Regions from separate parts of the Homo sapiens genome. Here region 1 is linked to region 2. Evidence: chromatin loops called from intact Hi-C (ENCODE). Cell type or tissue: K562. All regions are shown on one strand. Each heading gives the region's core, and the rest is flanking DNA. Links, peaks and the distances in the headings are about the cores only.

Region 1 (15,172 bases), core at 2,281-10,280, 55 kb before region 2:
TGTGAAATGGGCACAGAAGCGGTCCCTTCCCTGCTGGGCACAGGGTTACTCTCTGCATTGGGAAGTTCCAGCCCCTGCCTGGGCCCCCTGCCCAGGGAGGCATCCAGCCCTGACCTGGGAGCAGTGAACAGTCAGAGGAGGCTTCCTGGAGGAGGTGTGATGTTAGAAAAGGGTCTTGCGGCTAAGGGTGCACAGCCCAGGCAAGACCGGCGTGGGATGTGGAGGCGAGGGGACACAGGGCCAGGTGGGGCCAGGCATTGCAGGAGTGGGGGTATCTGTGTCACAGAGGGACAGTGGGGTTGTTGCCTTCCACGACTTACCATCTTCCTCCTACCCTGGACGCTCTCTGGGCTCCACCGTCCCAGCTAGAACTTTGGGAATCTCCTCAATGCCCTCCACCTCCCACGACATGAGCCTCCCATTCCTCTCCTCTCTCTCCCATCTGGACAGCCCCCAGCCTTCTGACACCCTGTTTCCCCCCCGGGACCCTGCTGCCCTTCCCCACACCACCTAACATGCATTTCTGACCTTGCTCCTCCCACTCAAAGCTTTTCAAGGGCTCTTCATTGTCCTTGACGAATGAGCAAAAGCTGCATGACACTGCTATGCCCACTCCTGCAACGCCTGGCCCCACCTGGCCCCACCTGGCCCTCTCTCCCCTCCCTTCCACTTCCCACTCCCGTCTTGCCTTGGCTGTGCACCCTCAGCCCCAAGACCCTTCTCTAACATCACACCTCCTCCAGGAAGCCTCCTCTGACTGTTCACCGCTTCCCGGTTGGGGCTGGATGCCTCCTTGGGCTCCCAGAGGCCCCGGGGCTGCCCCATTTGGCAACCACCCTGCCCTCCTCGTTGTGTTGGGTCCCCCATGGCTAGGGTGGGGGGCTCATCTAGGGCTGACTCTGCTTCCTCTCCGCAGCCTCCAGGGGACACGCCATGACTCTGGAGGGTCTGTATTTGGCAAGGGGCCCCCTGGCCCGGCTCCTGCTGGCCTGGTCGGCCCTGTTGTGCATGGCAGGTGGCCAAGGCCGCTGGGACGGGGCCTTGGAGGCTGCAGGTCCTGGACGTGTGCGGAGGCGGGGCAGCCCAGGCATCTTGCAGGGGTGCGTGGTACCTGGGATGCTGGGAGACCCCTTCGGTGTGGATTGGGCTGTCCTGGGGCCAGCGGAATACCCGGGGGGATGTCCACACGGGCAGGGGCTCACCAGACCCATCTCGCTGTCCCCGAAGGCCGAATGTGTGCGGCTCCCGGTTCCATGCCTACTGCTGTCCAGGCTGGAGGACATTCCCTGGCAGGAGCCAGTGTGTCGTACGTGAGTGCTACCGCCGTCTGGAGGTGGGGGGGCACAGGCCGGGGACACTCTTACCTGCCTGCAGGTTCAGCTCTGTTTACACGGGGACTTAGCCAGGGACCTCTGGCTGAACCACAGGAATGGCCCTTGCATCTGCGTCTGTCCTCAGGGTTCCAGGCCAACCTGCCATGTTCATTTCCTTTGCCCTACAACCTCCTTGTGTCTGTCTGTCTCTCTGGTTCCCTTGCTTTGTCTCTGCCTCTCTCTATTCATCTCTGCTCATGTCTCTCTCTGTTGGTTTCTTTTCTTTATTATTATTATTTTTAGAGATGGGGGTCTCTGTGTTGCTCAGGCTGGTCTCAAACTCTGGCCTCAAGCGATTTTCCCATCTCAGCCTCCCAAAGTGCTAGGATTCCAGGTGTGAGCCACTGCACCTGGCCTCTCTCTGTTGGTTACTGTCTCTCTATCTAACTGATTCTCTCTCTCTCTGTTTCTCTGAGTCTCTCTCTGTTTGTCTCTCTCTGGCCTCACCCTCTCTTTCTGTTTCTGTCTCTGGAATCTGACTCCACTTCCCAGGAGACACCCAACCTCAGTATCCAGGACCCCAGCACCTCCAGCTCTGTCCTCACAGCTCAGCAGCTCTGGCCCAAAGAGCATTCTCTCCCCATGGCTCTAGCAGAGTCCCCAACCCACAGCCTGGGTCACACACCCTGCCCAGCCCAGCCCGAGAGTGGGGGGACATCCCATGAAAACAGGGGTGGGGTGTGCTATGAGCAGAGCCGGGGATGCAGATGACCAGCAGCGTCCACTGAGGTGTTCCGGCCAGCCCGGACACCAATGGAGCAGGGACGGCCCAGGCTCGGTCCTGGTCTTGACTGCCACCCGCTGCACTCATCCAGCCATCTGTAGGCGCGCCTGCGGTGAAGGCTTCTGCTCCCAGCCCAACCTGTGCACCTGTGCGGATGGGACGCTGGCTCCCAGCTGCGGGGTGAGCCGAGGTGAGCGGGAAGCGGCCTCTTGCGGGAGGGAGAAGAAGTTCACAGGGTTCTGGTTGCCACGAGGAGCCTGGGCTGCTTTTGTTGAAGGACAGGAGCGGGGCTGAGCATGCCTAGTCCTGCAGCCTTCCTAGGAGGGCATCTCGGGGCCCATCTCCACATTACTATGCGTCCTGCCTTCCTGTCCCCAGGGTCAGGGTGCAGTGTGAGCTGTATGAATGGGGGCACCTGCCGGGGGGCGTCCTGTCTGTGTCAGAAGGGCTACACAGGCACCGTGTGTGGGCAGCGTGAGTATCCCCATGGGACTCCCCTCTTTGCACACCTGGGACTGTGATCCCAGAGTATTAGTCTCTGCTGCCACCTGCCCACTGCCCAGGGTTCCTTCTTCCTGGACTGGAGATTGCAGGGGACGTTTATTGCCACAGTCTCTTTTTTTTTTTTTTTTTTTTGAGACAGAGTCTCGCTGTGTCACTCAGGCTGGAGTGCAGTGGCAAGATCTCGGCTTACTGCAAGCTCCGCCTCCCAGGTTCACGCCATTCTCCTGCCTCAGCCTCCCGAGTAGCTGGGACTACAGGTGCCCGCCACCTTGCCTGACTAATTTTTTTGTATTTTTAGTAGAGATGGGGTTTCACTGTGTTAGCCAGGATGGTCTTGATCTCCTGACCTCGTGATCCGCCCGCCTCAGCCTCCCAAAGTGCTGGGATTACAGGCGTGAGCTACCGTGCCCGGCCCTTTTTTTTTTTTTTTTTTTTTTTTGAGATGGAGTTTTGCTCTGTTGCCCAGGCTGGAATGCAGTGGCACCATCTCAGCTCACTGCAACCTCCGCCTCCCAGGTTTGAACAATTCTTCTGTGTCAGCCTCCTGAGTAGCTGGGATTAAAAGAGCCGGCCACCATGCCTGGCTAATTTTTGTATTTTTAGTAAAGATGGGGTTTCACTATATTGGACAGGCTGGTCTCGAACCCCTGACCTCAGGTGATCCACCTGCCTTGGCCTCCCAAAGCGCTCGGATTACAGGCGCTAGCCACTCAGCTCAGCCTCAGTCTTATTCAACCTGGGCCAGATCCTGGGGATTCCTGGGTGAAGACAGGCTTGCTGTGAACCCCAGCTCTCTCTGCTGCTGGGGGACCTCCAGCCATCACCCTCTCTCCTCCACAGCCATCTGTGACCGCGGCTGCCACAATGGGGGTCGCTGCATTGGGCCCAACCGCTGCGCCTGTGTGTATGGCTTCATGGGACCTCAATGTGAGAGAGGTACCAAGCATGCGCGGGTGGGAGGTAGACAGGGGACTCGATGGAGGAAAGGGGGTTTCCTGGAAGTCCCTGAGACATGGCCAGGCCTTGAAAGGAACCAGCTGGCCTCCTTCCCGCATTTGGGGCAGTCTGAGGACATTTCTTTCATTTGCTCATCTGTTCTCCAAAACATCTGCTATTCACTGGCTCTGAGCGAGCACCTGTGTTGGAGTCTGGTAGGAAAGAGAGAGGATGTGCCAGTCTGAGGGGCAGGGAGAAGAAACTGCAAGCAGAAGATTCTTATCTGGGGGTGTCAAGGCTAAGACAAGGGTTGGGGCAGCCCTGGAGCATGTGAAGGACAGAGAAACCATCTGCTCCATGGAAGGGAGTCAGGGAGGGCTTCCTGGAGGAGGGGACCCCTCAGCTGGATCTGGTAGGGTGGACTGGACTTCATGAGATGGGCAAACCCCCTCTTTATTGCACCCTAATTCTCTCTTTTTTTTTTGAGACAAAGTTTTGCTCTTTCGGGCTAGAGTGCAGTGATATGATCTCGGCTCACTGCAACCTCTGCCTCCCAGGTTCAACCAATCCTCCCGCTTCAGCCTCCCGAGTAGCTGGGATTACAGGCATCCCCACGCTCAGCTAATTTTTGTAATTTTAGTAGAGATGAGGTTTTGCCATGTTGGCCAGGCTGGCCTCGAACTCCTGGCCTCAAGTGATCTGCCTGTCTCAGCCTCCCAAAATGAGCCACCACACCCAGTCACCCTAACTCTTAAAAATGATCCCATTTTTAAGACGGCTAAGATAGGTGGGGTCACCTGCTGAGAGGTTGTTACCAAAATTAAGAGGGTGGATGTACCAGGAGTTTGAGATCAACCTGGGTAGCATAGTGAGACACCCCCCCTCTCTAAAAAAAGTAAAAAATTAGCCTGGCATGGTGGTGCATATCTGTAGTCTCAGGCTGAAGTGGGAGGATTGCATGAGCCCAGGAGTTCAAGGCTGCAGTGAGCCGTGGTGGTGCCACTGCATTCCAGCCTGGGTGACAGAACCAGACCCTCTGTCTCTTAAAAAAAAAAAAGAAAGAAAGAAAGAAAGAAAGAAAAGAGGCCAGGCACTGTGGCTCATGCCTGCAATTCTAGCATTTTGGGAGGCCGAGGCGGGCAGATCACTCGAGGCCAGGAGTTTGAGACCAGCCATGGCCAACATGGCAAAAGCCATCTCTACTAAAAATACACAAAAAAATGTAACTGGGTGTGGTAGCGCGTGCCTGTAGTCCCAGCTACTTGGAAGGCTGAGGCATGAGAATTTTTTGAACCTGGGAGGCAGTGAGCCAAGATCGCACCACTGTACTCCAGCCTGGAAGACAGAGCGAAACCCTGTCTCAAAAAAAAAAAAAAAAAGAAAAGAAAAGAAAAAAGGAGAACGGACACAGTGATGTCTTTCTTGTGAGCAGTGAGGTGTGGCAGGGACGGGGAGAGAAGAAGGAGGGAGTCAGGATGAACCCAAGACCTGGTGAAAACTGGAGGGAAGGTAGTGGCGCACCCTGGCAGGGAGGAGGAGGACTCTGAGCTCAGTGTTGGCCGAGGGACTTGCAAGTTGTCTGGGAAGCAGCTGGACACTCAGGCCTGGGGCTGAGATGGCGGCGTGGGCTGCCCCATCCATGGGGACTGAAGCCCAGGGTGCCGCTGAGGATCCCCGTGAGAGAAGGAAGGGCCAGCAGAGACAGCCACCTGGGCATTTAAGCCTGGACAGAAAAAACCGAGCCCACAGGAGGCTGAGAAAGAGAAAGAGAACCGGAGTGGGTGGCGTCAGGGACATCCAGGCTTGTGAGATTTTCAGATGCAGAGGCATCTGGGTGCCTAATGTGGTGTTTCAGCCCAGGAAGGTGAGGATGGGCACGACCCGGGGACTAGAAGCTGGAGGGGCTGGGGAAGTGACCTGGGTTTGAGGGTGGGCTTCTGGAAACTGCAGAATTAGAACATGGGCTTGTTGGAGGCGGGCCAAGCTCTGGGTGGCAGAAGAGTGAGGGGGAGGGGGAGTGGGGGAGCTGCCAGGAATTACGTTTTGGCTTGGGGCATCAGGACAGCTGGGGGGTGGGGGTCTCTGTGAAGCCCCTCCTCCTTACGGGGCCTGAGTTGGGGGTGAGTTTGGCTTCTTCTCTTGGGAGCGGCTGCCCTTGTTTGAGAGCTAACTCCTTTATTGGAAACATCTGGGAGAAGAGAGCCAAGAAGTCACATCTGGGCTCATGTACTGGGGTTGGGGGAACCAATGCGGTCACCTTGGGCTGGGCCTGATGGGGATTGGGGATGTGATGTTGGGGGTCCAGAGAATTTAGGCAGATAACAGATCCTTCCCCAAATCTGGGCGATATGGCAGGGCCAGGCGTGTGCTCAAGGACTAGACATGCTTTTTAGCTGGGCATCCGTGGGTCCCTGCCCAGGCCTGAAGGGAGGATAGGCCTGGGGAAGGAGTCCCATCAGTTCAGACAGGGTGTTCACACAGGCCCTGAGCTTTATTGGCTTGGAGGTGCTGGTCTCTTGGAAGTTGGTCAGGAAATGCTTTGAAGAAAAAGGGTTTTGAAGGGTGAATAGGAGTTCGTTAGGTAGGGAAAGGGGAGGAAAGATATTCTATTTAGTAAGGGAGCAGCATAAGTAAAGCCTGGTCTGTGGGTGCAGGGGCCGCTGAGAAGGTGTTAGAGACGCAGAGATCTCCAGACAGGGGCAGCCCTCAGCCAGGTACCCACATCTGTCTGCCCTGCAGATTACCGGACGGGACCCTGCTTTGGCCAAGTAGGCCCCGAGGGGTGCCAGCATCAGCTGACGGGCCTCGTGTGCACCAAGGCACTTTGCTGTGCCACTGTGGGCCGTGCCTGGGGCCTTCCATGTGAACTTTGCCCTGCACAGCCACACCCCTGCCGCCGCGGCTTCATCCCCAATATCCACACGGGGGCCTGCCAAGGTGAATAGTGGGGTCAGGGCTGAGTGGGAGGCCTTAGCTGCCTTGGTTCTTCCCTCCGATGGGCCTCTCACTCCCCTGCCGGGCTTTGTCCTTGCAGATGTGGATGAGTGCCAGGCTGTGCCAGGCCTGTGCCAGGGAGGCAGCTGCGTCAACATGGTGGGCTCCTTCCATTGCCGCTGTCCAGTTGGACACCGGCTCAGTGACAGCAGCGCCGCATGTGAAGGTGGGTGACTGGAGGGGGACAACCTGAGACCTCCTCTGTGACTCATGACCTGGGGGGCTCAGGCTCCCCTGCAGGAAGGCAGAGGGGTCAGGCTGGTGAGGTGCCCAGTTCTGACCTTGTCCCTGTTTATGTAGATGTGAATGAGTGTCTCAGCCTGTCCGGCCTCTGTTCTGGGGGTGACTGCACCAACACTGTCGGGAGCTACGTGTGCACCTGTTCCCAAGGTTTTGCCAGCAGCCTGGATGGCACCCACTGCCTGAGTGAACCGAGGGGCTGGAGCGGGAGAGAGTGGGTAGGAGAGAGACCCCTTGTTCAGCTGTCTGTCTCTCTCTTTTTTTTTTTTTTTTTTTTGAGACAGAGTCTCACTCTGTTACCCAGGCTGGAGTGCAGTGGTGTGATCTCAGCTCACTGCAACCTCTGCCTCCCAGTTCAAGAGATCCTCCTGCCTCAGCCTCCCAAGTAGCTGGGAGTACAGGCGCACGCCACCACGCCTAGCTAATTTTTTTTTTTTTTTTTTTTTTTGAGACGGAGTCTCGCTCTGTCGCCCAGGCTGGAGTGCAGTGGCGCGATCTCGGCTCACTGCAAGCTCCGCCTCCTGGGTTCACGCCATTCCCCTGCCTCAGCCTCCCGAGTAGCTGGGACTACAGGCGCCCGCTACCACGCCCGGATAATTTTTTTGTATTTTTTTAGTAGAGACGGGGTTTCACCGTGTTAGCCAGGATGGTCTCGATCTCCTGACCTCGTGATCCGCCCGCCTCGGCCTCCCAAAGTGCTGGGATTACAGGCGTGAGCCACCGCGCCCGGCTGGCCAACTCCAGACTTTCTAGGTCTCCACCACTGGGGGCCATCACAGCTGGCATTGGGGGTAGCTGTGGATACATCCCCTGGACTGCGGGGGGTCCTCTCTCAGCTGCTAAAGACCAGTCCTTGGATTGGACAAACCAGCCTCTGAACATAGGCTTTGGAATCAGTCTGGGGCTCCCACCCAGAGCTGCTCACAGACCCTGTGGCCTTGGGCAAGTGACTTAACCGCTCTGTGCCTCAGTTTCCCCATCTGTAAAATGGTAGATAATAGCAGTACCTAGCTCAATGAAGATTGAGTAAGATATCATTTGGGGAGTAATTTGCAGAGGGCTGGTACCTAGAGGATACTTAATACACATTCATGGACACCAGGTAATGTTGGGGCTGTGGCCACTTAGCTCACAGTATGTACTTACAGCAATGACAGGATCATTTTTGTTAAAATTCTTTTAACACATTCTTACTCTGTCCCCCAGGCTGGAGTGCAATGGCACGATCTCGGCTCACTGCAACCTCCGCCTCCGGGGTTCAAGTGATTCTCCTGCCTCAGCCTCCCCAGTAGCTGGGATTACAGGCACCCACCACCATGCCCGGCTAATTTTTGCATTTTTAGTAGAGACGGGGTTTCACTGTGTTGGCCAGGCTGGTCTCAAACTCTTGACCTCAGGTGATCCACCCGCCTCAGCCTCCCAAAGTGCTGGGATTACAGGCATGAGCCACTGTGGCTGAGCATTTTTGTTGAAATTCTTATATTCTGTCTCTCTTGCTTGAGGGACTGTTGCCTGTTGGGTCCCCTGAGATTGGGAAATCGAGTTTCCCGTCCTCCTCTTGCTTTTGCAGCTGTGTGACTTTGGAGGAGTCTGTTGATCTCTCCTCGTCTGGGCAGGCCCAGTCCCCTTTGAGGGGCTATGATAAGGCTGAGAACGAAAAACCCTGACTCCCACGCACGTACCTGGGGGGCCCCCAGGTGCAAGGGGAGGGGACCAGGGAGGTAGAAACATTTGCATGTTTTCCCAGCTCGGGGCAGGTCAGGGGTGGCTCTCAGTGGCCCTCCCAGCTGCTGGGAGGAGTTTTTTAAACTGTGGGCCACCAGCCAAGGTTTGTGCATTTTTAAGCCTAAAAATATGCTCTTTAAGCCAGAGCCTGAGAAATCTGATCGCTGCATAAAGCCATTGACCTTGAGGGCGCAGTGGGAAGTGGAAGAGTGTTGGTGGTTCTCATACCTGGGGAGCCTGTCTGCCTCAGTCACCCCGGGGGCTGTAGCCGTCAATCCACCCCTCGACTCCTTGGGGCCCCTCTCTGAAATTCACAGTCTCGTAGGCTTCTGCATAATGCCTGAAGCCAGCAAGCAAAGACACACAGCTGCAGATCTCCGTGTCCCTGCCTGGTATCCCACTGGGGTAGTCCTTCCCCGCCAATGGGTCTTCCTTAGTGTGGTTGGATGCCTGCAGCGACGGGGAGCTCACTACCTCTGTGCGATAACTTGGAATCTTGGTAACAAGAGATGGCACTGAGCGAGCATTGGCCATATGTCAAACTTTTCTATTTATTTATTTATTTATTTTTGAGGCGGAATCTTGGTCTGTGGCCCAGGCTGGAGTGCAGTGGCACAATCTTGGCTCACTACAACCTCTGCCTCCCAGGTTGAAGTGATTCTCCTGCCTCAGCCTCCCAAGTAGCTGGGATTACAGGTGTGCGCCACCGCACCCGGCTAATTTTTGTATTTTTAGTAGAGACTGGGTTTCGTCATGTTGGCCAGGCTCTTCTTGAACTCCTGACCTCATGATCTACCCGCCTCAGCCTCCCAAAGTGCTGAGATTACAGGCGTGAGCCACTGCGCCCGGCCCTTTATTTTTTTTGAGACGGAGTCTCGCTCTGTTGCCCAGGCCGGAGTGCAGTGGCATGATCTCAGCTCACTGCAATCTTTGTCTCCTGGGTTCAAGCAATTAGTGATTCTCCTGCCTCAGCCTCCCAAGTAGCTGTGATTACAAGTGCCTGCCACCACCCTTGGCTAATTTTTGTATTTTTAGTAGACATGAGGTTTCGCCATGTTGGTCAGGCTGGTCTTGCACTCCTGACCTTAAGAGATCCTCCCGCCCCAGCCTCCCAAAGTGCTGGGATTACAGGTGTGAGCTACTGCATCTGGACTATGTCAGACTTTTCATCCAGGTAATACTTTTCCCGGGTGAGGTGGATGCTCCAAGCATCCCCATTTTATGGAGAGGAAACTGAGGCACAGAGCGGCAAACAGACCCGTCCTACAGGCAGTGCTGCTACAGCTGGAATTTGGATCCAGGTCTGGTCACTGATGTCCTGTGCTCATGGGCTCACCCTCTGATCTTTTGCAGACTACCGGGCCGGCGCCTGCTTCTCAGTGCTTTTCGGGGGCCGCTGTGCTGGAGACCTCGCCGGCCACTACACTCGCAGGCAGTGCTGCTGTGACAGGGGCAGGTGCTGGGCAGCTGGCCCGGTCCCTGAGCTGTGTCCTCCTCGGGGCTCCAGTGAGTAAGAGCTGCAGCCTGCAGGGCTGTGGGTGAGGAGGGGACAGGGGAGGGCCAAGGGCCTGGCCTCAACCCTGCTTCCTTGCAGATGAATTCCAGCAACTGTGCGCCCAGCGGCTGCCGCTGCTACCCGGCCACCCTGGCCTCTTCCCTGGCCTCCTGGGCTTCGGATCCAATGGCATGGGTCCCCCTCTTGGGCCAGCGCGACTCAACCCCCATGGCTCTGATGCGCGTGGGATCCCCAGCCTGGGCCCTGGCAACTCTAATATTGGTGAGGCCTGGGGCTTGGGAGGAACATTCCAAGACTTGAAGGATGGTCCTGGATCTGGGGAGAGAGCTCCAAACAGGGGACGGTGTCCAGGCCTCAGAGAGAGGGTTAGGGCTTTGGAGGGGGAACTCCTGGCCTGGCTAGTAGGGATGACAGTGCTAGTAGTGGATGGGGATGGAGGTAACTGGAGAATCTGGTCCTCAGAGTTAGGTTTTGGGCTGGACACAGCGACTCATGCCTATAATCCCAGTACTTTGGGAGGCCGAGGTGGAAGGATCACTTGAGGCCAGGAGTTCGAGACCAGCCTGGGTGACATAGCAAGACCCTGTCTCTACAGCAAATTGAAAATTAGCTAGGTGTGGTGATGCCCACCAGTAGTCCCTGCCACTCAGGAGGAAGAGGCAGGAGGATTGCTGGAGCCCAGGAGTTGGAAGCTGCAGTGAGCTGTGATTGTGTCACTGCCCTCCAACCTGGGTGACAGAGTGAGACCCTGTCTCTAAAAATAAATAAATAAATAAATAAATAAATAAATAAGTCAGAGTTCGGGCTTTGGGTGGGGAGTTTGGGCCTGGTGTGGGGGTCTGTCATGTAGGATTTAGGCCTGGGGTGGGTTCTTGCCCCATAATGAGGATTTGGGCCCAGAGTGGGAGTCTGGGCATCTCTGGGACCAGGTTAGAGGGATCTAGGCTCCAGATTGAAGGGATCTAAGGCTCCATTTTGGAGGGATCTAGGCCCCAGGTTGGAGGGATCTAGGCTCCAGGTTGGAGGGATCTAGGCTCCAGGTTGGAGGGATCTAAGGCCCCAGGTTGGAGGGATCTAAGGCCCCAGGTTGGAGGGATCTAGGGCCCAGGTTGGAGGGATCCAGGTCCCAGGTTGGAGGGATCTAGGCTTCAGGTTGGTGGGATCTAAGCCCCAGGTTGGAGATATCTAGGCCCCAGGTTGGAGGGATCTAGACCCCAGGTTGGAGGAATCTGGGTTCCAGGTTGGAGGGATCTAGGCACCAGGTTGGAGGAATCTGGGTTCCAGGTTGGAGGGATCTAGGCACCAGGTTGGAGAGATCTAGGCCCCAGGTTGGAGGGATCCAGGTCCCAGGTTGAAGGGATCGAGGTGCCAGTTTGGAGGGATCTAGGCTTCAGGTTGGAGGGATCCAGGCCCCAGGTTGGAGGGATCCAGGCCCCAGGTTGGAGGTATCTAGACCCCAGGTTGGAGGGATCCAGGCCCAGGTTGGAGGGATCCAGGCCCCAGGTTGGAGGGATCCAGGCCCAGGTTGGAGGGATCCAGGTCCCAGGTTGGAGGGATCCAGGCCCCAGGTTGGAGGTATCTAGACCCCAGGTTGGAGGGATCCAGGCCCAGGTTGGAGGGATCCAGGCCCCAGGTTGGAGGGATCCAGGCCCAGGTTGGAGGGATCTAGGTCCCAGGTTGGAGGGATCTAGATCCCAGGTTGGAGTTCTGAATCTAAGGCAGGACTCTCCATGAGAAAGAGGGCAGGATCTGAGCCAGGGCAGGGTCCCAGCCTTAGAGGGGGTATCTGGGCCTAGAGAGGTGAAGCCCAGGCTCCAGACTGGGGCGGGGCCAGCCACTGCTCAGATGCCTCTGCCGGCCCCACCCGTAGGCACTGCTACCCTGAACCAGACCATTGACATCTGCCGACACTTCACCAACCTGTGTCTGAATGGCCGCTGCCTGCCCACGCCTTCCAGCTACCGCTGCGAGTGTAACGTGGGCTACACCCAGGACGTGCGCGGCGAGTGCATTGGTGAGCCGCGGCCAGGTGGAAGGGGGGGCGGTTCTCACTGCCCTGCTCGTGCTAGGGCTCAGGGTCCTCTCCCCTCAGATGTAGACGAATGCACCAGCAGCCCCTGCCACCACGGTGACTGCGTCAACATCCCCGGCACCTACCACTGCCGGTGCTACCCGGGCTTCCAGGCCACGCCCACCAGGCAGGCATGCGTGGGTACGGCTGTCCATCCAAGAGTAGGGGTGATGTTGTTGGGGGTTCTGGCCCAGGCTTGGAGGGTGGGGAGCACCTCTTGACTGCCCGCCTGCCTTCCCCGCAGATGTGGACGAGTGCATTGTCAGTGGTGGCCTTTGTCACCTGGGCCGCTGTGTCAACACAGAGGGCAGCTTCCAGTGTGTCTGCAATGCAGGCTTCGAGCTCAGCCCTGACGGCAAGAACTGTGTGGGTGAGTTGGGGGTGGGCGGGTGGGCAGGGGCTTCCGGGCCCCACTAGCTGCCTTTTACAGCCACCTCAAATCTTCACTGTGCCCCCAAACCCACCTCCCTCCCTACGACGTCTCCTCTGCTCACCTCTGAACCCAGCAGCCCACCTGAGACTCTTCTTATCCCCTGACCACCCTGACTCTCCCCTTCATTTCCTCCTTCCTGAATTTATTCCGTGAATCACAAAAAAGGACCTTTTGGAGCCAGTCTTGGTGCCTTATGCCTGTAATCCCAGCACTTTGCGGGGCTGAGGCAGGAGAATCTCTTGAGCTGAAAAGGTTGAGGCTGCAGTGAGCTGTGATCGTGCCCCTGCACTCCAGCCTGGCTGATAGAGCGAGACTCCATCTCCTAAAAAAAAAAAGAAGTCCGAGTGTAGTGGATCACGCCTGTAATCCCAGCACTTTGGGAGGCCGAGGTCAGGAGTTCGAGACCAGCCTGACCAACACGGTGAAACCCCATCTCTACTAAATACAAAAAAATTAGCTGGGCGTGGTGGCAGACACCTGTAATCCCAGCTACTCGGGAGGCTGAGGCAGGAGAATTGCCTGAACCCAGGAGACGGAGGCTGCAATGAGCCAAGATCACACCACTGCTCTCCAGTGTGGGTGACAGAGAGAGACTCAGTCTCAAAAAAAAAAAAATTTTTTTTTATGCCAAGCTTGGTGGCTCACAACTGTAATCCCAGTACTTTGGAAGGCAGGAGGATCGCTTGAGGCCAGGAGTTCAAGATCAGCCTGAGCAACACAGCAAGACCCTGTCTCTACAGAAAACCCAAAAATTAGCCTGGCATGGTGGCAGGTGCCTGTAGTCCCAGCTACTCAGGAGGCTGAGGCAGGAGGATCACTTGAGCCCAGGAGTTCGGGGCTGCAGTGAGCTGTGATTGCATCACTGCACTCTAGCCTAGGTGACAGACCTAGACCTTGTTTCAAAAAATATATATATATATATGTAAAATATATATATTTATATTTATTTATATATTTATTCATTTATTCATTTTGAGTCTCTATCTCCCAGGCTGGAGTGCAGTGGTGCCATCTTGGCTCACTGCAACCTCTGCTGCCCGGGTTCAAGTGATTCTCCTGCCTCAGCCTCCTGAGTAGCTGGGATTACAGGTGTGCGCCACTGTGCCCGGCTAACGTTTGTATTTTTAGTAGAGATGGGGTTTCACCATGTTGGCCAGGCTGGTCTCGAACTCCTGACCTCAGGTGATCCGCCCGCCTTGGCCTCCCAAAGTGCTGAGATTACAGGCGTGAGCCATTGCGCCCGGCCATGTATTTATTTTTTTGTGATTGGGTCTCACTGTGTTGCCTAGGCTGGACTTTAACTCATATCCCAGCAGACAGACTAATATGCAAGCAAACACAGCCACAGACAACCACAGCTTCTTTGCCTCCCACACCCCAGGGAGGGGCCCTGGGGGGCTCAAGCAATGTCCCCGCCTCAGCCACTTGAGTAGCTGGGACTACAGGCATGAGCCAGCATACCTGGCTTCTTCATTCTTTTTCATGGCCGAATAATGTTCCATTACATGAATAGACCACAGTGTGTCGATCCATTCAGTAGGACACTGGTTCGTTTTCACTTTTTGCTGTTAGGCATAATGCTTCTGTGAATGCTCATGTGCATATTTTTGTGGTGGCATTTCATGCATTTATTTATTTTATTTATTTATTTATTTTGAGATGGAGTCTCACTCTGTCACCCAGGCTGGAGTGCAGTGGCGTGATCCTGGCTCACTGCAACCTCCACCTCCCGGGTTCACATCATTCCCCTGCCTCAGCCTCCCGAGTAACTGGGACCACAGGCACCCACCACCACGCCCGGCTGATTTTTTTTTTCTTTTTTTTTTTGTATTTTTAGTAGAGATGGGGTTTCACCATGTTAGCCAGGATGGTCTCGATCTCCTGACCTCGTGATCTGCCCATCTCGGCCTCCCAAAGTGCTGGGATTACGGGCGTGAACCACCGCACCCAGCCACATTTTTTTTTTTAAATGTATGTTCAGTCCTTTATTGTTTAAAACTGACATTTTGGAAAACAACTCATTTCTGCCCCTGCCACCTTCCATTAAATTAGACCATGGTCTTACTAACTTTATTTCCATTTCCTTTTTATGAAATTGAAGTAAGATTCACACAACCTAAATTTAATCATTTAAAAGTGAACAAGAGGTTGGGCGCGGTGGCTCACGCCTGTAATCCCAGCACTTTGGGAGGACGAGGCGGGCTTATCACGAGGTCAGGAGTTCAAGACTAGCCTGGCCAACATGGTGAAACCCCGTCTCTACTAAAAATACAAAAACAATTAGCCGGGCGTGGTGGTACATGCCTGTAATCCCAGCTACTCAGGAGGCTGAAGCAGGAGAATCGCTTGAACCCGCGAGGCGGAGGTTGCAGGGAGCTGAGATCACACCACTGTGCTCCAGCCTGGGCGACAGAGCGAGACTCTGTCTCAAAAAAAAAAAAATTGTTGTCTTTTAAAAAATATTTAAACATTTTAAAATGAACAATTCACTGATATTTAATAAATTTCCAATGTTGTGCAAAAACCACCACGTTTATTCAGCTTTGAGCAATTATTTATGCAGCACCTACTGTATTGCAGCCTGAGTAAGACAGGGGTCGTGCCCCGGGGAACTCAACGTCCCAGCGGACGGACTAATATACAAGCTCACACAGTC
Region 2 (15,172 bases), core at 2,606-10,605:
CCTCAGCCTCCTGAGTAGCTGGGATTACAGTCACTCATCACCATGCCTGGCTAATTGTTTATTTTTTTTGAGACGGAGTCTCACTCTATCCCCCAGGCTGGAGTGCAGTGGCACAATCTCGGCTCACTGCAAGCTCCGCCTCCCAGGTTCACGCCATTCTCCTGCCTCAACCTCCCAAATAGCTGGGACTACAGGCGCCCGCCACCATGCCCGGCTATTTTTTTGTATTTTTAGTAGAGACGGGGTTTCACCATGTTAGCCAGGATGCTCTCGATCTCCTGACCTCGTGATCTGCCCGCCTTGGCCTCCCAAAGTGCTGGGATTACAGGCATGAGCCATTGCGCCAGGCCCAATTTTTGTATTTTTAGTAGAAACGGGGTTTCACCATGATGGCCAGGCTGGTGTCAAACTCCTGACCTCAAGCGATCCTCCCACCTCAGCCTACCAAAGTGCTGGGATTGCAGGCATGAGTCACCATGCCCGGCCTATTCTGATCTATTCTATTTGGGCTAGCTTAGTACAACATGAGTTAACCCTGTCCGGTGTAGGGTAAATATATCCAGTCTCAGTTAGCTTTGTGCAATTTTCTTTTTTTAAGGTTTAAATTTTTTTTTTCTATTTTTTCTTATTTTAATTTCAATAGTTATGGGGGAACAGGTGGTTTTTGGTTACATGGATAAGTTCTTCAGTGGTGATTTCTGAGATTTTGGTGCACCTGTCACCTAAGTAGTATACACTGTACCCAGTATGTAGTCTTTTATCCCTCACCCCCCTCCCATCCTTCCCTGGGGGTCCCCAAAGTCCTTTATATCATTATTATGCCTTTGCATCCTCATAGATTAGCTCCCACTTATAAGTGAGAACATACGATATTTGGTTTTCCATTCCTGAGTTACTTCACTTAGAATAACGGCCTCCAGCCCCATCCAAGTTGCTGCAAAGGACATTATTTTGTTCCTTTTTTTTTTTTTTTTTTTTTTTTTTGGTGGAGTCTCACTCTGTCACCCAGACTGGAGTGGCACAGTCTCAGCTCACTGCAATATCCACCTCCCGGGTTCAAGCGATTCTCCTGCCTCACCCTCCTGGTAGCTGGGATTACAGGTGCGCCCCGCCACAATGCCCAGCTAATTTCTGTATTTTCAGTAGAGACAGGGTTTCACCATGTTGGCCAAGCTGGTCTCCAGCTCCTGATCTCAAGTGATCCACCAGCCTTGGCCTCCCAAAGTGCTGGGATTACAGGTGTGAGCCACTGTGCCTATTTCGTTCCATTTTGTGGCTGAGTAGTATTCCATGGTGTATTATATACCACATTTTCTTTATCTACTCGTTGGCTGATGGGCATTTATAAATATGATGGCTCCAGATTTTTGCGATTGTGAATTGTGTTGCTATAAACATGCATGTGCGTGTGTCTTTTTCATATAATGACTTACTTTCCTTTGGGTAGATACCCAGTAGTAGGATTGCTGGATTGAATGGTAGTTCTACTTTTAGTTTTTTGGTTTTTTTTTTTTGAGACAGAGTCTCGCTCTGTCACCCAGGCTCAAGTGCAGTGGTATGAGCTCAGCTCACTGCAAGCTCTGCCTCCCGGGTTCATGCCATTCTCCTACCTCAGCCTCCAGAATAGCTGGGACTACAGGCGCCCACCACCACACCCGGCTAATTTTTTTGTATTGTTAGTAGATGGTTTCACCATGTTAGCCAGGATAGTCTCAATCTCCTGACCTGGTGATCCACCCGCCTCCACCTCCCAAAGTGCTGGGATTACAGGCATGAGCCACCGCGCCCGGCCTTACTTTTAGTTCTTTAAGGAATCGCCACACTGTTTTCCATAGAGGTTGTACTATGTGCAGTTTCAGTCTCCAATCATGAACTATTCCTGACCATGACCTTTACTCTGGAGATGCCTTCCGGGAAGGACCTACGTGCACACACAATGCCCACCTCGTGCTGAAGCTCATACTGAGCTCTCAGGACCCCAGCCCCACTGCAGCCCCTGGCTGGACCTGCACTCCATCTGTCCCTTCTCACAGCTGAGTCCTCTCCCCACTGATGGAGGTCCTACTTGCCCCCCACCCAGCTCATGTCCCTGCCCTTCCAGATATCGACGAGTGCTCAGAGGAGCCCAACCTCTGCCTCTTTGGCACCTGTACCAACAGCCCTGGGAGCTTCCAGTGCCTCTGCCCACCTGGCTTTGTCCTCTCTGACAATGGGCACCGTTGCTTTGGTAAGTCCACACAGGGCTTAGGGAAGAGGGTGGGAAGTGGGGCGGGGAAGGGTCAGATTGCCCAGAAAAGAGGGCTGTGGTTTCTTGTGTGACCCTTTGGGAGCTCTGACCAGGCAGAGGTGTCTGTTTGCATTAGCAGAGTTATCCTAGTGCCAGCAACCTCTTGGCTATAGAGGTCATGTCTATGGAGGGCTAACCTGGTCCATTCTGAGCTAGGTGTGTGCTTATTTAGGTTTTCCTTGTATTGGTCACATGACTGTAGGCTGTCAATGGGCTGGTTTTGTCCAGTTTGAGCTAGCCTAGACTACTCTGGGCTGGCTCCGTTTCAGCTGGGCTAGCCTTGTCTACTGTGGGCTAACCTCACCCAGCTTGAGCCAGCCTGTTCTCTCACAGGTCAGGGGCAATAAGGGTGAGAGCAGAGCATGCAGTTCACCTCAGCGAATATTTGCTGTTCTGGGAGGCTGGGACCCCAGCCTGCTGGTGAGGACTTGATAGGTGTCCAGAGCCAAGGATTGGGGGTTTGGATCCTCGGGCTTTCTGGAATCAGTCGTTTTGCCTCTCCAGGAAGGGGTTTTTGATCCAAGAGTAACCACCAAGTTTGATCTTTCTTCCTGGCATGAGAACACCCCAAAGCAATGAAGTGGGGTGGGATTCCAGCTGTCCCCTCAAAACCCCAGGGCAGGCCAGGGGCGGTGGCTCATGACTGTAATACCAGCACTTTGGGAGGCTGAGGCAGGCTGATCACCTGAGGTCAGGAGTTTGAGACCAGCCTAGCCAATGTGGTGAAACCCCGTCTCTACTAAAAATACAAAAATTAGCCGGGTGTGGTGGCACATGCCTGTAATCCCAGCTACTTGGGAGGCTGAGGCAGGAGAATCACTCGAACCTGGGAGGTAGAGGTTGCAGTGAGCTGAGATCGTGCCACTGCACTCCAGCCTGGTCAACAGAGGAAGACTCCATCTGAAAAAAAAAAAAAACCACCACCACCACCAACAACAACAACTAAAAACCCAGGGCAGATCCTCATTGGCCCAGAGTAGGTCACATGTCCATACTCAAACCAATCACCATGACCAGGGGCATGGCATGTTCTGATTGGCCACTGGCAGGATCAGCACAACCCATTCACCAGGACTGGGGTGCGGGAGGTCACAGGGGCAGGTGGGCACTGCCAGCGGCTTTCAATCAGGGTAATGGAGCCCCCACCCCACAGACACACGGCAGAGTTTCTGCTTCACCCGTTTTGAGGCTGGGAAGTGCTCGGTGCCCAAAGCTTTCAACACCACCAAGACCCGCTGCTGCTGCAGTAAGAGGCCTGGGGAGGGCTGGGGAGACCCCTGCGAACTGTGTCCCCAGGAGGGCAGCGGTGAGTGCCCACCCCTGTCCAGGCTCCCTGGATGATGTGCCCTCACCTTCCTCTCTCATTCTTCTCTCATCCTTCCCTGCACACACCTGGGGGCTGCACCTAGGCCCTGACTCTGACTCCCCTCCCCCTCTCCGTCCAGCTGCCTTTCAGGAGCTCTGCCCCTTTGGCCACGGGGCAGTCCCAGGCCCGGATGACTCCCGAGAAGGTGAGCCCCTCACCCACATGCTAAGAGCCCCTTCTGGGCCACCCAGATCCATCTCCGCACTGCCTGGGTCTCTGAGTTTCAGGCTCCCCCTGAGAGCCTGGGTGGCCCTGGACCCTGCCAGCCTGGGGCTTGGGCTTTTGTCCCCTTGGGGCCTTGAGTGTGGCCAGGGCTCTGGCGATTGTGTGGTGACAGAAGCCATGTCTGCAACGCCTGCCATCCGCAGACGTGAATGAGTGTGCAGAGAACCCTGGCGTCTGCACTAACGGCGTCTGTGTCAACACCGATGGATCCTTCCGCTGTGAGTGTCCCTTTGGCTACAGCCTGGACTTCACTGGCATCAACTGTGTGGGTGAGTGGCCAGCCCTTCCCCAGCTCTGTCCCAGGCCCCTCCCAGGACAGGAAGGAGCAGAGCAGGGCAGGGAAGACACCCCCAGGCAGTGGGTGAGATCCTGTCCTTAACCACTGCCTCTCTCCCCCATTCACTTTTTCTCCCTCTGTGCTTCATTCACTCATTAATTCACTTGCTCACTCATTTTCTTGCTCATTCATTCACTCACTCACTTATTCATTTACTCATTCACTTATTCATTTACTGACTCATTCATTCACTTGCTCACTCACTTACTCATTTTCTCATTCATTCACTCATTCACTCACTCATTTACTCCCTTATTCATTCACTTACCAATTCACTCACTCATTCACTCCTTGGCTCACTCATTCCTTCACTTGTTCATTCATTCACTTATTAATTCACTAACTCCCTCATTCATTCACACGTCATTCATTCACTTGCTCATTCACTCACTTATTCATTTACTCACTTATTCATTTACTCACTTATTCACTCATTCACTCATTTGCCCCCTCACTCATTCACTTGCTAATTCTCTCACTCATTCACTCCTTTGCTCACTCATTCCTTCGCTTGTTCATTCATTCACTTGTTCATTCAATCACTCCCTCATTCATTCACACCTCATTTATTCACTGGCTCATTCATTCACTCACTCATTCATTTACTCATTCACTCATTCACTCGTTTGCTCCCTCATTCATTCACTTGCTTGTTTGTTCACTCATTCATTTGTTCCTTCATTTGTCTCCTTGCTCATTCACCCATTCAATCACTCATTTATTCATTTACTCACTCATTCCTTTGCTCATTCATTCATGCTTTCACTCACTTATTCAGTCACTCATTCGTTTCCTCATTTGCCCTCTTGTTCATTCATTCACTTCCTTGCTGATTTCTCCATTCACTCACTCAGTAATTCACCCACTCATTCACCCCTTTACTCACTCATTCCCTTATTCATTTAACCATTCATTCACTTACTCATTTATATGTTTTTTAGAGATGAAGTCTTGCTATGTTACCCAGGCTCTTTTGGAACTCCTGGGCTCAAATGACCCTCCTGCCTCAGTTTCAGTTACTGGTTTAATCACTCCTTCATTCACTGGCTCATTCATTCACTTCTTGCTCATTCACTCACTCCCTTGCTCACTCATGCATTCCTTTACCTGCCCACTTGCTCACACATTCACTCATTCATTCACTAAACACATACCGCTTGCCTGCCCCATAGCCAGACTAGAGGTGCATTCGATCTGGCCCCCTCCGATCTGTGGTGGTCAACAGGCAGGCAGATGGGATGCTACTGAGGATGGGGGACCCTCTGCAGGTGCTGACCACCCCCTTACTCCCACCCAGACACAGACGAGTGCTCTGTCGGCCACCCCTGTGGGCAAGGGACATGCACCAATGTCATCGGAGGCTTCGAATGTGCCTGTGCTGACGGCTTTGAGCCTGGCCTCATGATGACCTGCGAGGGTACAACTCTGCTTGCCCAGGACCTGGGCCGTGTGACGGAGATGCCTGGGGGAGGGAGTGGAGGTCCCGCCCTCAGTCCCTACCCAGCTGGCACCTCCACTGGCCTCCCCAGACATCGACGAATGCTCCCTGAACCCGCTGCTCTGTGCCTTCCGCTGCCACAATACCGAGGGCTCCTACCTGTGCACCTGTCCAGCCGGCTACACCCTGCGGGAGGATGGGGCCATGTGTCGAGGTAGGCCTGACTAATATGGTAAAACCCTGTCTCTACTAAAAATACAAAATTAGCTGGGCATGGTGGCACACGCCTGTAATCCCAGCTACTTGGGAGGCTGAGAGACAGGAGAATCGCTTGAACCTGGGAGGCGGAGGTTGCAGTGAGCCGAGATCATGCCACTGCACTCCAGCCTGGGCGACAAGAGCAAAACTCCGCCTCAAAAAAAAAAAAAAAAAAAAAAAAATCCTGCAATGCACACAGAACAGCCGCCCACCGCAAAGAACTTTCCTATCCCAAATGTTCATAGTGTCAAGCGTGGGAGACCCTGGTCTGGGACTCAGTGTCTCTGGGGCTGTTTCAGGGTCAGTGTTCCAGGGGCCATGAGCAGACTCACAGACCCTGACATGGGCAGGGGATGCAAGCTTTGGGGGACAATTCCTGATTCCCTCAGCTTCTTGGAGGCTGGGGCTGGGCAGGAGCTGGGGGCTCCCTTCCTAAGAGGGATAGACATTTGACAGGGTCTGCAGGGAACTCACTCAGGTCCCACAGGGCTGACGCAGGGTGGAATCCAGGTCCCCACAGCCATAGGGTGCCTGGCCTTGACTGACCATCTGTCTCTGGTCATCCGAAGATGTGGACGAGTGTGCAGATGGTCAGCAGGACTGCCACGCCCGGGGCATGGAGTGCAAGAACCTCATCGGTACCTTCGCGTGCGTCTGTCCCCCAGGCATGCGGCCCCTGCCTGGCTCTGGGGAGGGCTGCACAGGTATGGGGCACTGGAGCTTCATGGGTGCAGGAAACTCCTTGTGGAAGGGAGAGGTCAAAGCAAGAGGGTTGGACCGGGCACGGTGACTCATACCTGTCATCCCAGCACTTTGGGAGGCTGAGGCGAGAGGATCGCTTGAGCCCAGGAATTTGAGGCTTCAATGAATGGGAGGGACAGGCAGTGGGGGGGGACAGGCAGTGGGAGGGACAGGTAGTGGAGGTGACAGGCAGTGGGAGGACAGTGCCGCTGCACTCCAGCCTGGACGACAGAGTGAGACCCCATCTCCAAAAACAATAAAAATGAAAATAAGGCTGGGCACGGTGCCTCACGCCTGTAATCCTAGCACTTTGGGAGACCAAGGCGGTTGGATCATCTGAGGTTAGGAGTTTGAGAACAGGGTGGACAACACGGCGAAACCCCGTCTCTACTAAAAATACAAAAAAAAAAAAAAAAATAGCTGGGCGTGGCGGCGGGCACCTGTAATCCCAGCTACTTGGGAAGCTGAGGCAGAAGAATTTCTTGAACCCGGGAGGTGGACGTTGTAGTGACCCAAGATCAGGCAATTGCACTCCAGCCTGGGAAACGGAGCGAGACTCTGTCTCAAAAAATAATAATAATAATAATAATAAAAATAAATAAAATAAAAATAAGCAAGAGGGCCTGGGCAGATCCAAAGGGGCCCTTTGGGGCTGTGGGAGAGGCTGGCTGCCTGTGGCCTCCCCGCCCACCTGCCTCACCCCTCCCATCTCAGATGACAATGAATGCCACGCTCAGCCTGACCTCTGTGTCAACGGCCGCTGTGTCAACACCGCGGGCAGCTTCCGGTGCGACTGTGATGAGGGATTCCAGCCCAGCCCCACCCTTACCGAGTGCCACGGTGAGTGTGGCTGGACACGCACAGTGGTTGCAACCACCTACCATGTGGCACCCACTGCCTGTCCCCCCCCACTGCCTGTTCCCCCCACTGCCTGCCCCCTTCACTCCCTGTCCCTCCCACTGCCTGTTCCCTCCACTGCCTGTTCCCCCCACTGCCTGTCCCTCCCACTGCCTGTCCCTCCCACTGCCTGTCCCCCCACTGCCTGTCCCTCCCACTGCCTGTCCCTCCCACTGTCTGGGAGCCCTCCAAGGCAGGGACGGGGCCTGCGGCACTGACGGGCAACCCAGGGGGTTGCTGAGCTAATCCGGACACACATGTCCAGTGCTCCCCTGCTGCCCCTCTTCCCTCTGTCCCTTCTGTTAAATACTGGAAGAGCGGGACGCTCCCTCCATGCCTCCTCCAACTTACTGGCGCCACACCCCGGAACCAACCTTCCCCAGATCTCCCACTTCTGGGGAGCTAACCCCAGCCGGTGACCCACTAGGGCCATCTGTCCTGTGTATCCAACTCCCTCCTGGACACCCCTGTCCCCAACACCCCCAAAATACAGCTTGCCCCAAAGCAAGCTCAGTCTTTGCCCCCAAACCAGCCTCCTGGAGTGACCGTTGTCTTTCCCATTGTTCTCTGCAGACATCCGGCAGGGGCCCTGCTTTGCCGAGGTGCTGCAGACCATGTGCCGGTCTCTGTCCAGCAGCAGTGAGGCTGTCACCAGGGCCGAGTGCTGCTGTGGGGGTGGCCGGGGCTGGGGGCCCCGCTGCGAGCTCTGTCCCCTGCCCGGCACCTCTGCCTACAGGAAGCTGTGCCCCCATGGCTCAGGCTACACTGCTGAGGGCCGAGGTGGGTGCCCATGCCCTCAGGACCCCCAGGGAGGCAAGAAACGGGGGAGTTTGCTCAGGGTCATGTGTCTGTACTGCAGCAGGTGCTGGAATGTGTGAGCCACACTGTGTGTGTGTGTGTGTGTGTGTGTGTGTGTGTGTGTCTTTGTGCTAGCAGATATGAGAACCAGTACGTGTGCACCATATGCATGGAAGAACTCGGGGGGTTGAGGGAGCAGTTGTGTGAGCCAATGTGTGTGTATGTGTTCTGAGACAGAGTCTCACTTTGACACCCAGGCTGGAGTGCAGTGGTGCAATCTCAGCTCACTGCAACCTCTGCCTCCCAGTAGCATACCTGTCATCCCAGCACTTTGGGAGGCTGAAGAAGGAGGATTGCTTAAGCCCAGGAATTTGAGGCTGCAATGAGCTAAGATAGTGCCACTGCACTCCAGCCTGGGTGATAGAGCAAGACCTCGTCTCCAAAAGCAATAAAAATAGGCCGGGCACAGTGGCTCACACTTGTAATCCCAGCACTTTGGGAGGCTGAGGCGGCCGGATCACCTGAGGTCAGGAGTTTGAGACCACCCTGGTCAACATGGTGAAACCTCATCTCTACTAAAAATACAAAAAATTAGCTGGATTTGGTGGCGTGTGTCTGTAATCCCAGTTACTCGGGAGGCTGAGGCAGGAGAATCCCTTGAATCCGGGAGGCAGAGCTTGCAGTGAGACGAGATCACGCCATTGCACTCCAGCCTGGGCAACAGAGAGAAACTCTGTCCCAAAAAAATAAATAAATAAAAATAAAAAGCAAGAGGGCCTTAACAGACCCAAAGGATCTCTTTGGGGCCGTGGGAGAGGCTGGCTCTCCCATGGCCAGTAAAGATGAGGTTTTGCCATGCTGGCCAGGCTGGTCTCGAACTCCTGGCCTCAAGTGATCCGCCCACCTCAGCCTCCCAAAATGCTGGGATTACAGGCATGAGCCACCGCGCCCGGCCCAGTGTGTGTTCTTTGTGAGTGAGAGCTCGTTCCGGACTGCGTGGGAGCTGGTGTGTGTCTGTGTGTGTCAGCTGGGTGAGAAGTATACACCATGTTCATCTGTGAAGTAGAAGGCAGTGAGAGGGAGCCAGCGGCCTGTGTGTTGTGGACTTGGGTGAGTGTACAAGGGCAGGTATGTGAGTGTCTGCGTGTGAGCGAGCATAAGGACATCAGTGCGTCTCACTGAGTGTGTCACTGATAGTGAGATGGGTTATCCATGTGACCAGCAGTGGCATCAACAGGACTGGGGAGGGCCGCGGTGGCTCACGCCTGTAATCCCAGCACTTTGGGAGGCTGAGGCGGGCAGATCACGAGGTCAGGAGATTGAGACCATCCTGGCTGACACGGTGAAACCCTGTCTCTATTAAAAATACAAAAAATTAGCCGGGCGTGGTGGCAGGTGCCTGTAGTCCCAGCTACTTGGGAGGCTGAGGCAGGAGAATGGCGTGAACCCGGGAGGCGGAGCTTGCAGTGAGCAGAGATCGTGTCACTGCACTCCAGCCTGGGCGACAGAGCGAGACTCTGTCTCAAAAAAAAAAAAAAAGAAAAAATAGTAGGACTGGGGAGGAAATGGCTTTTTGGGGGTGTGGCTGGGGGGAGACTCGGGAGTCCCTGAGTGTTGGCGTGTGTTCCCGTGTTTCTGCAGGAGCATCTAGGTGTGTGGCTAGTGTATCATGTTGCATGCACTGTGTGTCTCTGTTCTGCATGTTGGTGCACTGAGGAGGTGTCGCTGTTGAGGCTGGGGAGGGGTGGGTGTGAGTCCCCTTCCCTGGAAGCTTCATGGGCGTGTCCTGCGGGCTCAGGTGTCATCCGCAGCCTGAGGATGGGGTCCACGTGGGCTGGGGTGCAGTGGCCGGTGTGGAAGGGAGGCTGGACTTTCCTCCGAGGAGACGGCTGCTGGGCAGAGAGAAGGAGACATTCCTCGGTGGAGGCGCGAAGCAGCCAGCCAGCCCCATTTGCACCCTACTTTTTCCCAGATGTAGATGAATGCCGTATGCTTGCTCACCTGTGTGCTCATGGGGAGTGCATCAACAGCCTTGGCTCCTTCCGCTGCCACTGTCAGGCCGGGTACACACCGGATGCTACTGCTACTACCTGCCTGGGTGAGCCCAGCCCTCTGCACCTGCACCCTTGGCCCAGCCTGGCCACCTTCTGTGCAGCCCCTGAACTCAACTTCCCTGAGACTTTCCACTTTGCAATGTTAGGCTTTCATTTACAAAGTGGTGCCCAAACCATACAGACAACTGAGGGCCAGGTGTGATGGCTCGCTACTGTAATCCCAGTATTTTGGGAGGTCGAGGTGGGAGGATCACTTGAGACCAGGAGTTCCATAGCAACATAGCAAGACCCCATCGCTAAAAAAAATTAGCCAGGATGGTGGCCTGTAGTCCCACATGCGCCTGTAGCCCCAGCTACTTGGGAGGCTGCTTGAGCTCAGGAGTCTGAGGCTGCAGTGAGCTGATTGTGCCACTGCAGTCCAGCCTGGGTGACAGAGTGAGACCCTGTCTCTTAAAAAATGAAAAACAAAAGAAAAGAAAGAAAGAAAAAAAAAAACAGGCCAGGCATAGTAGCTCATGCTTGTAATCCCAGCACTTTGGGAGGCCAAGGTGGGCACATCATTTGAAGCCAGGATTTCAAGACCAGCCTGGCCAAGATGGTGAAACCCCATCTCTGCTAAAAATACGAAAATTAGCTGCACGTGCTGGTGCATGCCTATAATCCCAGCTACGCGGGAGGCTGAGGCAGGAGAATCGTTTGAACCCAGGAAGTGGAGGTTGTAGTGAGCTGAGATCATGCCACTGCAGTTTAGTCTGGACAACAGAGTGAGACTCTGTCAAGAAAGAAAGAGAGAAAGAAAGGGAAGGAAGGAAGGAAGGAAGGAAGGAAGGAAGGGAAGGGAAGGAAGGAAGAGAGAGAGAGAGAAAGAAACAAAGAGAAAGGGGAGAAAGAGAAAAAAGAGAAGAAAGAAGAGAAAGAAAGAAAAAAGAAAGAGAGAGAGACAAAAAGAAAGAGAAAGAAACAGAAAGAAAGAAAGAGAAAGGGAGAAAGAGAGAAAGGGAGAGGAAGGAAGGGAAGGAAGGCCAAGTGAGGTGGCTCACGCCTGTAATCCCAGCACACTTTGGGAGGCTGAGGCAGAAGGATCACTTGAGGCCAGGAGTTTGAGACCAGCCTGGCCAACATCATGAAACCGTCTCTACTAAAAAAAAGAAAAAAAGAAAAAAAATTAGCCAGGTGTTATGTGCCTGTAATCCCAGCTGCTTGGGAGGCTGAGGCAGGAGAATTGTTTGAACCTGGGAGGCGGAGGGTGCAGTGAGCTGAGATTGCGCCATCGCATTCCAGCCTGGGTGATGAAACGAGACTCCGTCTCAAGAAAGAAAGAGAGAAACAAGGAAGGGAGGGAGGGAGGGAGGGAGGATCCTTTCGTTCTCCCACCCCCACCCTGTTTGGGCCACTTTCCTGCTGTTATTTCTTCCTTTTATTTTGCACATCCTGATATTTTTCAGTTGTGTTTTGTAGCAAGCGTACATCTAAGTCAGCGGGAAGAAAACTCTAGCCCGAGGGTCAAGTCTGGCCCTCCATTTGTTCTTGTCAATAAAGTTTTATTAGCACACAGCCATGCACATTTGTCTGCTTACCCTCAATGGCTGCTTTGCTAGTACAAAGGCCACATGGAGTAGTTGTATCTGAGATGGTGTGGCCTGCAAAACCAAATGTATTTCCCACCTGGCTTTTTGCAGAAAGAAGTGTTCATTCCTGTGTAAGTCCACAGATTTCAGATGGTCGGGGTCTGGTGGAGACCTCAGTCCCTGAACACCCCCAGGGAATGTCTGTCTAACCCCGCCCCACTACCCACGCTGTCCTTCCCCAGATATGGATGAGTGCAGCCAGGTCCCCAAGCCATGTACCTTCCTCTGCAAAAACACGAAGGGCAGTTTCCTGTGCAGCTGTCCCCGAGGCTACCTGCTGGAGGAGGATGGCAGGACCTGCAAAGGTGATGTCCTTTCAACTCTCCCCCACTCCCACCACTGCATGCAGTCTAGGGCCCCAAAGGGATGCCCAAGACATGTCCCCTGCAATCTCACCCCCTCCCATCTGCATGGAGTCAAGCACCATCTCCGAGGTCTTTCTCTTGTCACCCCTCTGCCTGGAGGTGGCAAGGGCAGCCCCTGGGAAGCCCCTAATCCCCCACTGGGCCCTGCCCTGAGCCTGCTGGACCATCCGTGCTGCAGACCTGGACGAATGCACCTCCCGGCAGCACAACTGTCAGTTCCTCTGTGTCAACACTGTGGGCGCCTTCACCTGCCGCTGTCCGCCCGGCTTCACCCAGCACCACCAGGCCTGCTTCGGTGAGTGACCCTTGCCCCTCACCGGGAGGTGACCCATGACCCCAGCATTAGTTATTTTGCTCACCAAAAAAATATCAAGTTGGCCAGGCGCAATGGCTCACGCCTGTAATCCCAGCACTTTGGAAAGCTGAAGCGGGTGGATCATCTGAGGTCAGGAGTTCAAGACCAGCCTGGCCAACATGGTGAAAACCCGTCTCTACTAAAAATACAAAAAAATTAGCCTGGCATGGTGGCAGGTGCCTGTAATCCCAGCAACTCCGAGAAGCTGAGGCAGGAGAATCGCTTGAACTCGGGAGGCAGAGGTTGCAGTGAGCTGAGATCATGCCACTGCACTCCAGCCTGGGCAACAAGAGCGAAACTCTGTCTCAAAAAAAATAGTATCAAGCACCCGGTGTGTATTGGACATTGGGGACATGGGGGTGATCAGAACAAAGTCGTTACTTCCTTAGTGCTCGCTTCCTGGAGGCATCTAGAACCTCCTTCCTCTCCTTTGGGAGGAGAGAGGCCCTCTCGCCTTGGCTTATGGCATCTTGCCTTCCCCCTGACAAGTCCCTGCTGGATCTCCCTCCCAGAGCCTCCCCAGAGCGCTCCTGAAATCCCAGGTCTCACATAGTCCCAGGAGGAAATCAGTTCAACAGCTAAAGCCACAAGGGCATCTGCTACCATCATTGTTTCTTAGTGTCTCGTGGCCCCCAGGGAACACAATCTTCCCCAAAGGCAGAGCCTAGTCAAGGGTGGCCCCTTTCACGCGCCCACTAATCTGCCCAGACAGCACCTACTGTGTACCAGGCAGTGCTCTAGACCAAAGGGTGGCAAACTCCAGGCTGCCAGCCAAGCCCGGCCCCCTGCTTGCTTTTGTTAATAAAGTTTGATTGACACACAGCCAAGCCCGCTTGCTTACAATCACCTGTGGCTGCTTTTGCACTATATTGGCAGAGAAGAGTCTTGGGACAGAGCCTGTTACAGAAACAGAAATGGTTTGTCGGGCCCTGTTATAGACCCTGGGGGTACAGCAACAAACATAAAAGGCAGGGATCTTCCATCATGGAACTTTCCTTCTAGCACAGAATCAAGACTAGAGGCAGACATAACAAGAAATTAACAGAATGGTGTGGTTGGGTGTGGTAGCTCATGCCTGTAATCCCATCACTTTGGGAGGCTGAGGCTGGCAGATCACTTGAGGCCAGGAATTCGAGACCAGCCTGGCCAACATGACAAAACCCCGTTTCTACTAAAAATACAAAAATTAGCCGGGTGTGGTGGTGGCGCCTGTAATCCCAACTACTTGGGAGGCTGAGGCAAGAGAATCACTTGAACCTGGGAGGTGGAGATTGCAGTGAGCCGAGATCGTGCCAGTGCACTCAGACACAGCAAGACTCTGTCTCGAAAACAAACAAACAAACAAACAAACAATTAACAGAATAGTGTGTTCAAAGGTGATGTGTGTCATGAAAGAAAGAAAAAGTAAAAGCAGGAGTTCAGGAAAGAAGGAGAGGGCCACAGGGTTGTTTTGGAGGGTAGGGAGAGGTTTGGTGGTGGTTGTTTTTGGTTATGTTGTCTGTCTGTTTGTTTGTTTGTTTGTTTTAGAGATGGAGTCTTGCTCCATCACCCAGGCTGGAATACAGCAATGTGATCGCAGCTCACTGAAACTTCAAATTCCTGGGCTCAAGCAATTCTCCCACTTCAGCTTCCCTAGTACTTGGGACTACAGGCTCACCACATCTGGGTTTTTTGTTTTGTTTTTTGTTTCTTAGAGATGGAGTCTCTTAATGACTCTGTTGCCCGGGCTGGAGTACAGTGGCTATTCACAAATGTGATCACAGCACACTGAAGCCTCAAACTCCTGGTGTCAAGTGATCCTCCCACCTCAGCCTCCTGAGAGGGCTTCAGTTTTAAGAGAGGGATCAGGTCAAGTATCACCAAAAGAGAACATTTGGCTGGGCACTGTGGCTCATGCCTGTAATCCCAGCACTTTGGGAGGATGGCTTAGGGCCAGGAGTTCGAGACCAGCCCAGGCAACATGGCAAGACTCCATCTCTACAAAAAATACAAAATTAGCTAGAGGTGGTGACACCTGCCTGTAGTCTTAGCTACTTAGGAGGCTGAGGTGGGAGGATCTCTTGAACCCAGGAGGTTGAGGCTGCAGTGAGCAGTGTTCATACCACTGCAGTCCAGCCTAGGGGACAGAGCAAGACTCAAAAAAAAAAAAAAGAGAGAGAGAGAGAACATTTGAACAAAGACTCTTGAAACAAGAGGCATTTCTGTTTCTCTGCAACATTAAAGTCTGTGGCCAGGCATAATGGCTCACACCTGTAATCCCAGCATTTTGGGAGGCTGAGGCAGGAGGATTGCTTCAGCTCAGGAGTTTGAGACCAGCCTGGGCAACACAGTGAGACCCCATCTCTATTAAAAAAAAAAAAAGTAAGGTTTTCACTGGATGTGTGAGCAGCTGCATGGACCAGGGCCGTGCATCACATGGGTAA

What was found. Peaks named below come from ENCODE experiments on the same cell type or tissue, not always from the same donor. Only the 100,000 strongest peaks of a DNase experiment are listed, where the experiment ranks them.
Region 1: it touches region 2 in a loop (4-fold over the local background); 2 of 110 quality-filtered maps call a loop at or near these places.

What each region holds. Positions count from the first base shown.
Region 1 is chr19:8,133,242-8,148,413 of GRCh38, reverse strand. It overlaps FBN3 (fibrillin 3), which reads left to right. Exons shown (of 64, transcript NM_032447.5): 2 at 917-1,100; 3 at 1,228-1,310; 4 at 2,189-2,287; 5 at 2,476-2,571; 6 at 3,442-3,537; 7 at 6,277-6,474; 8 at 6,572-6,697; 9 at 9,850-10,002; 10 at 10,091-10,273; 11 at 11,883-12,026; 12 at 12,105-12,224; 13 at 12,328-12,453. The coding sequence starts at 934. Among named protein-coding and RNA genes, the nearest start is that of FBN3, 8.8 kb to the left of the region's middle. RefSeq lists enhancers at 1-635, 636-1,607, 4,653-5,197, 6,502-7,003. In K562, for the core only: a CTCF peak has its summit at 2,332; a DNase peak (open chromatin) is centred at 2,323; H3K27me3 peaks cover 2,775 bases.
Region 2 is chr19:8,078,520-8,093,691 of GRCh38, reverse strand. FBN3 (fibrillin 3) reads left to right here. Exons shown (of 64, transcript NM_032447.5): 48 at 2,102-2,227; 49 at 3,441-3,593; 50 at 3,733-3,798; 51 at 4,022-4,147; 52 at 5,513-5,632; 53 at 5,745-5,867; 54 at 6,481-6,615; 55 at 7,367-7,492; 56 at 8,123-8,329; 57 at 10,320-10,445; 58 at 12,212-12,334; 59 at 12,573-12,689. Among named protein-coding and RNA genes, the nearest start is that of CCL25, 33 kb to the right of the region's middle. RefSeq lists a silencer at 320-520. In K562, for the core only: no CTCF peak of the experiment used is centred there; DNase peaks (open chromatin) are centred at 3,301, 7,401 and 8,145; H3K4me3 peaks cover 834 bases.